Linked DNA regions of Homo sapiens: region 2 is linked to region 1. A link is an interaction called in ENCODE POLR2A ChIA-PET data of the cell type or tissue named here. Cell type or tissue: A673. All regions are shown on one strand. Links, peaks and the distances in the headings refer to the core of each region. The heading gives the core; the rest is flanking DNA.

Region 1 (4,466 bases), core at 105-4,104:
GTATGCCAACAAATTAGATAAACTAGAAGAAATGGATAATTTCCTAGAAACACACAACCTACTAAAGACATACAAAGCCTGAGTAAACCTATAACTAGTAAGGAGACTGAATCAGTAATAAAAAATCTCCCACAAAGAAAATCCCTAGACTGATAGCTTCACTGATGAATTCTAACCAGACATTTCAAGAACTAACACACCAAGCCTTATGAAACTTTTCCAAAAAATTGAAGAGGCGAGGTCACGTCCTAACTTATTCTATGAAGCTAGCATTACTCTGATACCAAAGCCAGACAAAGATACTACAAGAAAACTACTGATCAATATCCCTTATGAATACTGATGCAAAATTTCTCAATAAAATATTAGCAAACTGAATTCAGCAGGATATTAAAAGGATTATATACCATAACCAGGTGGGATTTATTCCACAGTGAACAAGGTGTTGAAGTGGTGAAAGTGGGCATCTCTGTCTTGTTCGTGATCTTAGAGGAAAAGCTTTAAGTATTTTGCCACTGAATATGTTGTTCACAGTAATCAAAATGTGTGCTACTGGTATAAAAACAGACACAGGGACCAATGGAATAGAATGGAGCCTAGAAACGACCCTCACATACACGGTCAAGCAAATTTTGACAAAGGCGCCAAAACCATTCAATGAGAAAAGCACAGTCTTTTCAACAAACGATACCGGGAAAACTGGATACACACATATAAAGAATGAAGCGGGGGCCGGGCGCGGTGGCTCACGCCTGTAATCCCAGCACTTTGGGAGGCCGAGGCGGGCGGATCACGAGGTCAGGAGATCGAGACCATCCCGGCTAAAATGGTGAAACCCCGTCTCTACTAAAAATACAAAAAATTAGCCGGGCGTAGTGGCGGGCGCCTGTAGTCCCAGCTACTTGGGAGGCTGAGGCGGGAGAATGGCGTGAACCCGGGAGGCGGAGCTTGCAGTGAGCCGAGATCCCGCCACTGCACTCCAGCCTGGGCGACAGAGCGAGACTCCGTCTCAAAAAAAAAAAAAAAAAAAAAAAAAAAAAAAAAAAAAATAATGAATGAAGCGGGATCCTTACCTAAACACTACTTATAAAAATTCAAAATGGATCAAAGGCCTAAATGTAAGAGCTAAAACTATAAAACTCTTAGAGGAAAACCAATACAGTTTGGCTGTATCCCCATTCAAATCTCAGCTTGAATTGTTATCTCCTAGAATTCCCACATGTTGTGGGAGGGACCCAGAGGGAGGTAACTGAATCATGGAGGCCAGTCTTTCCCGTGCTATTCTCGTGATAGTGATTAAGTTGCATGAGATCTGATGGGTTTATTAGGGGTTCCCACTTTTGCTTCTTGCTTATTTTTCTCTTGCCACTGATGTAAGAAGTGCCTTTCACCTCCCACCATGATTCTGAGGCCTCCCCAGCCATATGGAACTGTAAGTTCAGTTAAACCTCTTTTTCTTCCCAGTCTCGGGTATGTCTTTATCAGCAGTGTGAAAACCAACTGATACAGTAAATTGATACCAGTAGAGTTGGGCGCTGCTGAAAAGATACCCGAAAATGTGGAAGCGACTTTGGAACTGGATAACAGGCAGAGGATGCAACAGTTTGGAGGGCTCAGAAGAAGACAGGAAAATGTGGGAGTTTGGAACTTCCTAGAGACTTGAATGGCTTTGACCAAAAGCCTGATAACAATACGGACAATAAGGTCCAGGCTGAGGTGGTCTCAGATGGAGATGAGGAACTTGCTGGGAATTGGAGTAAAGGTGACTTTTGTTATGTTTTAGCAAAGAGACTGGGGCATTTCGCCCCTGCTCTAGAGATCTGTGGAAGTTTGAACTTGAGAAAGATGATTTAGGGTATCTGGCAGAAGAAACTTCTAAGCAGCAAAGCATTCAAGAGGTGAGTTGGGTACTGTTTAAGGCATTCAGTTTTATAAGGGAAGCAGAGCATAAAAGTTTGGAAAATTTGCAGCCTAGTCCTGTCCAAGAGAACCCTGATTAATACAAAAACATAGGGGAAAAGCTTCATGATATTGGATTTGGCATTAATTTCATGGATATGACACCAAAGGCACAGGCAACAAGAGAAAAAGACAACATAAACTTCATGAAAATTAAAACCTTTTGTACATCTAAGGACACCGTACAAAATGAAAAGGCAACCTACAGAATGGCTCTATCACCCAGGCTGGAATACAGTGGCGGGATCTCAGCTCACTGCAACCTCTGCCTCCCAGGTTCAAGCAATTCTCCTGCCTCAGCCTCCCAAGTAGCTGGGATTACAGGCGCCCCACCACCATGCTCGGCTTTTTTTTTTTTTTTTTTTTTGAGATGGAGTTTCACTCTTGTCACCAAGGCTGGAGTGCAACGGTACGATCTCGGCTCACTGCAACCTCCACCTCCCGGGTTCAAGTGATTCTCCTGCCTCAGTCTCCCAAGTAGCTGGGATTACAGGCGCCCACCACCAAGCCTGGCTAATTTTTGTATTTTTAGTAGAGACGGGGTTTCACCACGTTGGCCAGGCTGGTCTCAAACTGCTGACCTCAGCTGATCCACCCGCCTTCGCCTCCCAAAGTGCTAGGATTACAGGAATGAGCCATTGCGCCCAGCCTTGCACCTGGCTAATTTTTGTATTTTTTAGTAGAGACAGGGTTTTGCCATGTTGGCCAGGCTGGTCTCGAACTCCTGGCCTCAGGTGATTTGCCCACCTATAGACCTCCCAAAGTGGTGGGATTACAGGCGTGAGCCACTGTGCCTGGTCAGTACTCTTTTTTAAATATTTATTTTTAGGCAAGCTCTTGCTCCATCACCCAGGTTGGAGTGCAGTGACACTCATGGCTTACTGCAGCCTCAAATTCCCAGGCTCAAACAATCCTACCACCCCAGCCTCCCTAGTAGCTGGGTCTATAGGTGAGCACCACCACACCTGGCTAATTTTTCAAAAAATTTTTTGTAGAGATGGGTCTCACTATGTTGCCCAGGCTGGTCTCAAATTCTTGGCCTCAAGAGATCTTTCCGCATAGGTCATTTTTTTTGTTTTTGTTTTTAAGAGACGGGGTCTCATTATGTTGCCCAGGCTGGTGTCATACTCCTTGGATCAAGCAATTCTCTTGCCTTAGTCTCCCATGTAGCTGGGATTACAAGTGCATGCTCCTGTGCCTGGCTCAAAAAATCAAGTAGCTGGGATTATAGGTGCATGTTACTGTGCCTGGCTCAACAGATTTTTAATTTAAAAAAAGCTTCACTACAGCTTGATTACTAAAGACTAAAGACTAAAATTGGACCCCAGTATCATTTAAGCCATTCCTGCCAACAAAAAGCTCAATTTCCAAACACTTTAATACACATGGACTCTGGACCAAATCCCCCGCAACTGTACTGATGTGCTTCGAACTCACCTTCGCTTTGGTGCCCTAATGAAGAGCTCACAGAGAAGTCTGCCCTGTTCATCCTTATAGTCTCGGATGGTATTATAGAGTTCATGGCACACGGCAATCTACACATTAGCAAAGGAGAAAAAAATCACTAAAAAAGTGAACAGAAAGCCAGTGTAGACATAAGAATTATTTTCTACTCTTCAATAAAAGGCAAGTAGAGAAGAAAAATGATGACTCTCAATATTACCAAACATGCTAAAGTCTGAAATATGCTGACAATATGTCTCCTTTCAAACAACTGAGTTGACTAACTTTTTGGTATCTTTCATCAGATTTATGCTCCTGGTGATTTTGTCTTCTAAACTATATCAGTTCATCACTTTCTTGCTTAAAGTCATCCAATTGAAGGGTTTTCTTCTTTGAAACTAAATCAGTTTATCACTCTCTTGCTTAAAGCCATCTGACAGAAGGGTTTATCACTTCACAGAGAATAAAATCTAAACTCCAAACATTGCTTGTGTGGGCCCTACATACTCTGAATGGGTGGAGCTTGCCAGTTTCCTTCTCCTTCCTGACCATCCCCTGCTCTGTAACCAAGACACACAAAACTCATCCCTGACCCAACCCCTCTGCACTGGTTCTGTCTGGAACTCTCTTCCAGCGAATTCAGGCCAAAACAGCCCAAATCACCCAAAATTTTCTTCTTAGCACTTATTACTAGCTAAGGATACATTATTCTTTATTCGTTTACTTGTTTACATTCTACTTCCCCCGCCTGGAATCTAAGTTCCATGTGAAAAATGGGCTTGTTTCCACATGGCTATATCCCAACCATGAGAACAGTGCTTGTCACATGATAGTCACACAGTTATTTGCTGAATTAATATATGATGTAACATACTGAAATTATTCATAAGATCACACTATTACTCTAAGACTTAGCTGAATACATAATGTTCATAAAAGAAAAGACTATTAATCAAGAGAATCTTAAAAAAGTGGAGATGCCTTGCATCGTAACAATTTTACCATTAAAGGGAAGATAGGGGAATTGTGGGAAGAGCAGGCAGAAACCATGTAATCCAAGTTAC
Region 2 (4,466 bases), core at 292-4,291, 630 kb before region 1:
ATCATAAAGCAAAACTGGCCACCTTCTGGCATACCCTCATTTACACAAATCTGGTACATCTTTCTGGGTTTTCTTTTTAAAAATAAAAGAGAGAAAAAGAGAACCATGTACAGCATGGAAGCTTGTTGTCAATTTCTCGACTGTGGCAAGATTTTAATCTGCTGCGCTAAAGAATCCCTGAAAGCCACCCCCGTGAGGTAAGAAGCAGTGGGGCAGAGTTTTTCTGTGGCCTCACTCACATGCTGAGTGCTGCTCCGTCAGGGACCCTGGCCTGACTCCTCTGCCTGCCCCAGGCCCCCATGCAGTCCTGACACCTGGTGGAACTGAGGCTGGAGAAGGAACAAAACTGGAGGAAGATAACGGAATCCGTGGCTTCGTTCTGTGGAGGCAGGGGGAAGTGAACAGAGCCTTACCCCCCTTCTGCTGGTCCATCCTTGCCCCACTTGCCCCCGCCCTAGGGTTGAAATGGGTGCAAGTCTCCTGGCAGTAGAAGGCATGGGCAAGATGAGGGCAGGGCAAGCTTCCAAGGGGACAAGGGGGCTGGGAGTGGCCAGACCAAAGCAACAGCTAGGGAGAAGGAAGAACCTGGAGGTCGGGCTGGGCCCCACCACCTAATGTCTCCCCAGCCACTGGGCCTCCACTCCCAGTTACAACAAGAGAGAGGAAAGGAAGAGAGAGGGAGGGGGGGAGAGAGAAAGAAAGAGAGAGAGAGGGAGAGAGAGAAAGAGAGAGAGGGAGAGGAAGAGAGAGAGACAGACAGACAGACAGAAGTAGTGGCTAAGTATATAAAAGGGCTCAGAGCCCAGGCCTTCTTAGGGGCTGACCCCAGAGGGCTAATGCTACTGCCTGGCAGCCCCCTGCGGCCCACCTCCTGGGGGACAGCGGCAGGGCCCCAGGGTCCCCACCTTCTGCCTCAGGGAGGTCTGCAGGGACCACCAGAGGGATGGATGAGACGGCAGAAAATGCAAAGACCACCATCCAGCCCACCAATCACAACTTGCAGCAGTCATCACAGGCGAATGCAGAGCTAAGTCAGACTGGGCCAAGGGTGGGAGGCGGCACGACTGGGGGTCCCAATACCTGAAGAGCAGTAAGCCACCCCTTCAAGAAGGGCCCGCTGAGGAAACAGAGGCTTCACACATGTGCAAAACGCATTTGGTCAAGGTCAACATGGCGTCTGTCTTTTCCATTAAAAAACAAAAACAAAAACAAACACGATACTTGCTTTTTGAAATTGAACGAAAAACAAAACTGAACATTTCTCTCTCTTGCAGGATCAGGAAAGGGATGAAATACTGGGTTATACAATCCACTGTTGCATGTAGCCTGAAAATAACACTTTTTGTTAAAAAAAAAAAAAAAAAAGAAAAATCAAGAAGAGCTCAAACACTCTTTGTGCTCCAGGGAGCTTGGATTTACCTGCCAAAAGTAAAAAGTAAACTCAGGTCCGTGGATGTGTCTTTAAAAAACAGCCAAACTGGCTGGGCTGTCAGCAGAAAGGAGCGTCCTGGACAGGATGAGGCCCTGGTGGACGCCCAAAGCCACGTGTCCAAGAGCCGAGGCCTCTCCAGCAAGCCCTGCAGTGGGAGACCTTGCCTGCGGGCCCTGCCCCCAAGGATGGTGAGGGGCGCTCCGACACCGATCAGCCTGGGCCTCTGGGCACAGGTGACATCTGGGGGTTCCTCAGGCCAGAGGTGGCGGGCTTGGGCTCTCCCACCTAGCCCTGTGGAGAGCCGAGCAGGGGCCTGGTGCCATGCCCCCCGTGCACCAGGCCTCACGTGGACTCCAGCGTATTGAGTGGGAACAGGTTGTGGTTGGTGGGCGTGGAAAAGTAGAGCTGCTCACTCGACGCGTGGTTGTCGCACGGGCTGCTTAGCCCCAGCGTCCGCTCAAAGTCCAGCAGCTGCCCCATGAAGTTGAAGTTGGGCGAGATGTTGGACTTTTTCCTCTTGACAAAGTCGTAGGCGTCGTTGAGTGACAGGTTCATCTTCTGCATCAGATAGGCCACAGTGACCGTCACTGAGCGGCTGATGCCTGCCAGGCAGTGCACCAGGACACCACACTTCTTGGAGCGGGCTTCGTCTGAAACACATTGGCATGGGTCAGGGAGGTGCCTCCTTCAAGGAGCCTTCCCACATGGGTGGGCAGGTGGGGCTGGGGCACAGAGGGCAGCATGGTGGCTGGCTGGTCTTGCCCGACCCCTGAGGGACCTGGCCAAGCCCAGTGTGGGTAGGGCAGCAACTTGGAATAGAGGTCAACAGCACTGCTGTGGAGAGGGCTCTGCACACTTTAGCCCCAAGGCACTGGACACCCGTGTCTGTTTCCTCATCTATAAAATGGGCCTATTTATGCACAGTGGTCTCATAAGGACCTGAGCCAAGTGAGGGGTCAACAAACATGAACTACTGTAATGCCTGTGATCATGGCTAGTCCTACCACTGCCATGTGCGTTAACGACTGCTGTCACGGGTGTCACCTGCATCCTCTTGGGTCATCTGCACCATGGCCAGTAAGCCCATTTTATCAACGAGGAAACAGACACAGAGACAAAGTGGCAAGCCCAAGGCCACACAGAAGCTCCTCCTAGCTCAGCGCCCGCTGCTGCCAGGCCATGACCTGGGACTGGGGGCTGGGCTGGTTCTCTTGGAGCCGCTCCCATGGGTTGTCCCTGAGAGTCTTCTAGGAAAGTGGCCTGAGGGAGGCTCCTCTGGAAGGAAGTAGGTGGCCTGGCCCTGCATTTCGCTCTGCCATCTGCCCAGCTAGTCCCCAAGGCCTTAACTCCAGCTCCTAAGACACATGGACTGGGATGATGGCCACACTATCACTTGTGATGGGGCTTCATAAGTGAGGTGTGCTTAAATGGGCCCCACCCCTGCCACTTGCTAGACCTTCCTCAGGAGGCCCATGTGTCAGTGATATCTCCTACCACAGCTGACTGGATGGGGCCAACCTTCCTGTCCCCTTTCCCCTCCAACCCTCCCAGCTTCCCCCAGTGCCACCCTCAGACTCCTCTGTCTGACACATAGAAGCTCAATAAATACTGGCCGAGCTACTGAACAACTCAGTCCTGTAATCTCTCCTGGACCCCGGGGCAGCTGCCTCTCTGTGTGCCACAGCTGTGCCAGGGACATAGATTCACAAGAGGCAGCCATGGGGTCCTTGATGTCCCCACCACCCTGACTCTGAACCCTCCAGGAGCCAGGCACACAGCTAGCACGCAATCAATGCCTTCCTACAAGATGACATACGGGTTCACCCACTGTTCTTCGTTGCCTTTGTCCTGACAGAGCTTCCTCTCCCATCCCCTCCCAACCAAGGAGTAAAGCATACAGTAGGTGCTTCCTCCAGACTCAGGGACTGACAGGGGGCCCCATGGCTAAGGCACTGGGGCAGGATCATCTGGCAAGGAGACAGACATTGCAGCTTCATGAGGAGCTGTGTGGTCAGACCTCGAGATTGGGGGTGGGAAAAGGGGGTGCTGGGACCAGCCTCCAGTGGTGACACCAGGATGTGAGGAACGCCTGGCCTCCAAACCCACCTCCAGGTGATCCAAAGACAGTCTGTTTCTGCTGGCTTTATTTTTGGCCTTTTCAGGGTGTAGCTGGTGACTGATCCTGTCCCACTGACTCCTAAGGGATGCCTGGGCCTCAATTCCTTCACTTGTCAAATGAGGAAAAAGGTCCCCCTACCCAGACGGGGAGGAGCTTTCAGGAAGGATAAAGGTACCCACTAGCCAGGCCCAGCCTGGCGAAGCCTGCTTCCCTCTCTCTATTCCCCTCCCTCGTTGGGGGAGTTCAAATGCTGAGGCAGCACCCCTAGCCCTCTTGACCCAGGGGGTGGTGGGCAGGGCTGAGAAGCTCCAGGCAGCCCCAGTTGCAGCCCCTCCCCCAGGCCTCAGCTTCCTTCCTTCCTCCCAGCCAGGCACCTACTTTTGGTTCCCAGTAAGCGGATGAGGCGGGGAAGCCTCCCACTTCCTGTTGTTAAAGCTAGCCCAGCCCAGCCGACACCAAAACGCCCTCCACTGGACACAGCCACCATCGGGAAAAGACAGCCCGGGCCACCCCCACACCTTGCCACTGGAGGCTGGGCAGAAACATTGGGTCACCAGGCTCAGAGATAGAGCGTTTACATTCATCCTGAGCCCTCGTGCCCCTTCCTTGCACCCTGGGCCAGGGGAGATGACCTGTGGTCTCAGCCTCCAGCTGGCCAAGGAGAAAGCAGTGGGGACCCGAGTCTGCTGAGGCTGGGGATACAGGGACTCGAAGGGCACTAAGCCAGACAGCAGGACACACTGCTCTGGGGAAGGCCTTTCTCCACTCCCCCACCTTCTCTTGCACTCCTCCCTACACTCCAAGCAAGCCCTACAGGCTGCAGAGAGCATCTGGAGGCTGACTGAGCTAGCAGTCACCACATTTCAATAGCTGCCTGTTTGGGGTGTGCCTCTGGCTCCAGGGCTACCTTTCAGC

The links. ChIA-PET counts read pairs that join two places held together with the same protein. Peaks named below come from ENCODE experiments on the same cell type or tissue, not always from the same donor. Only the 100,000 strongest peaks of a DNase experiment are listed, where the experiment ranks them.
Region 2: POLR2A ChIA-PET joins it to region 1 with 9 read pairs; 1 of 35 experiments calls an interaction of 5 or more read pairs at or near these places.

What each region holds. Positions count from the first base shown.
Region 1 is chr3:52,675,104-52,679,569 of GRCh38, forward strand. PBRM1 (polybromo 1) reads right to left here. Exons shown (of 32, transcript NM_001405607.1): 3 at 3,397-3,494. Among named protein-coding and RNA genes, the nearest start is that of PBRM1, 8.6 kb to the right of the region's middle. In A673, for the core only: no CTCF peak of the experiment used is centred there; no DNase peak of the experiment used is centred there; H3K27ac peaks cover 740 bases.
Region 2 is chr3:52,049,041-52,053,506 of GRCh38, forward strand. DUSP7 (dual specificity phosphatase 7) reads right to left here. Exons shown (of 3, transcript NM_001947.4): 3 at 1-2,082. The coding sequence ends at 1,775. Among named protein-coding and RNA genes, the nearest start is that of DUSP7, 5.3 kb to the right of the region's middle. In A673, for the core only: a CTCF peak has its summit at 4,034 (motif pointing left); a DNase peak (open chromatin) is centred at 3,961; H3K27ac peaks cover 1,531 bases.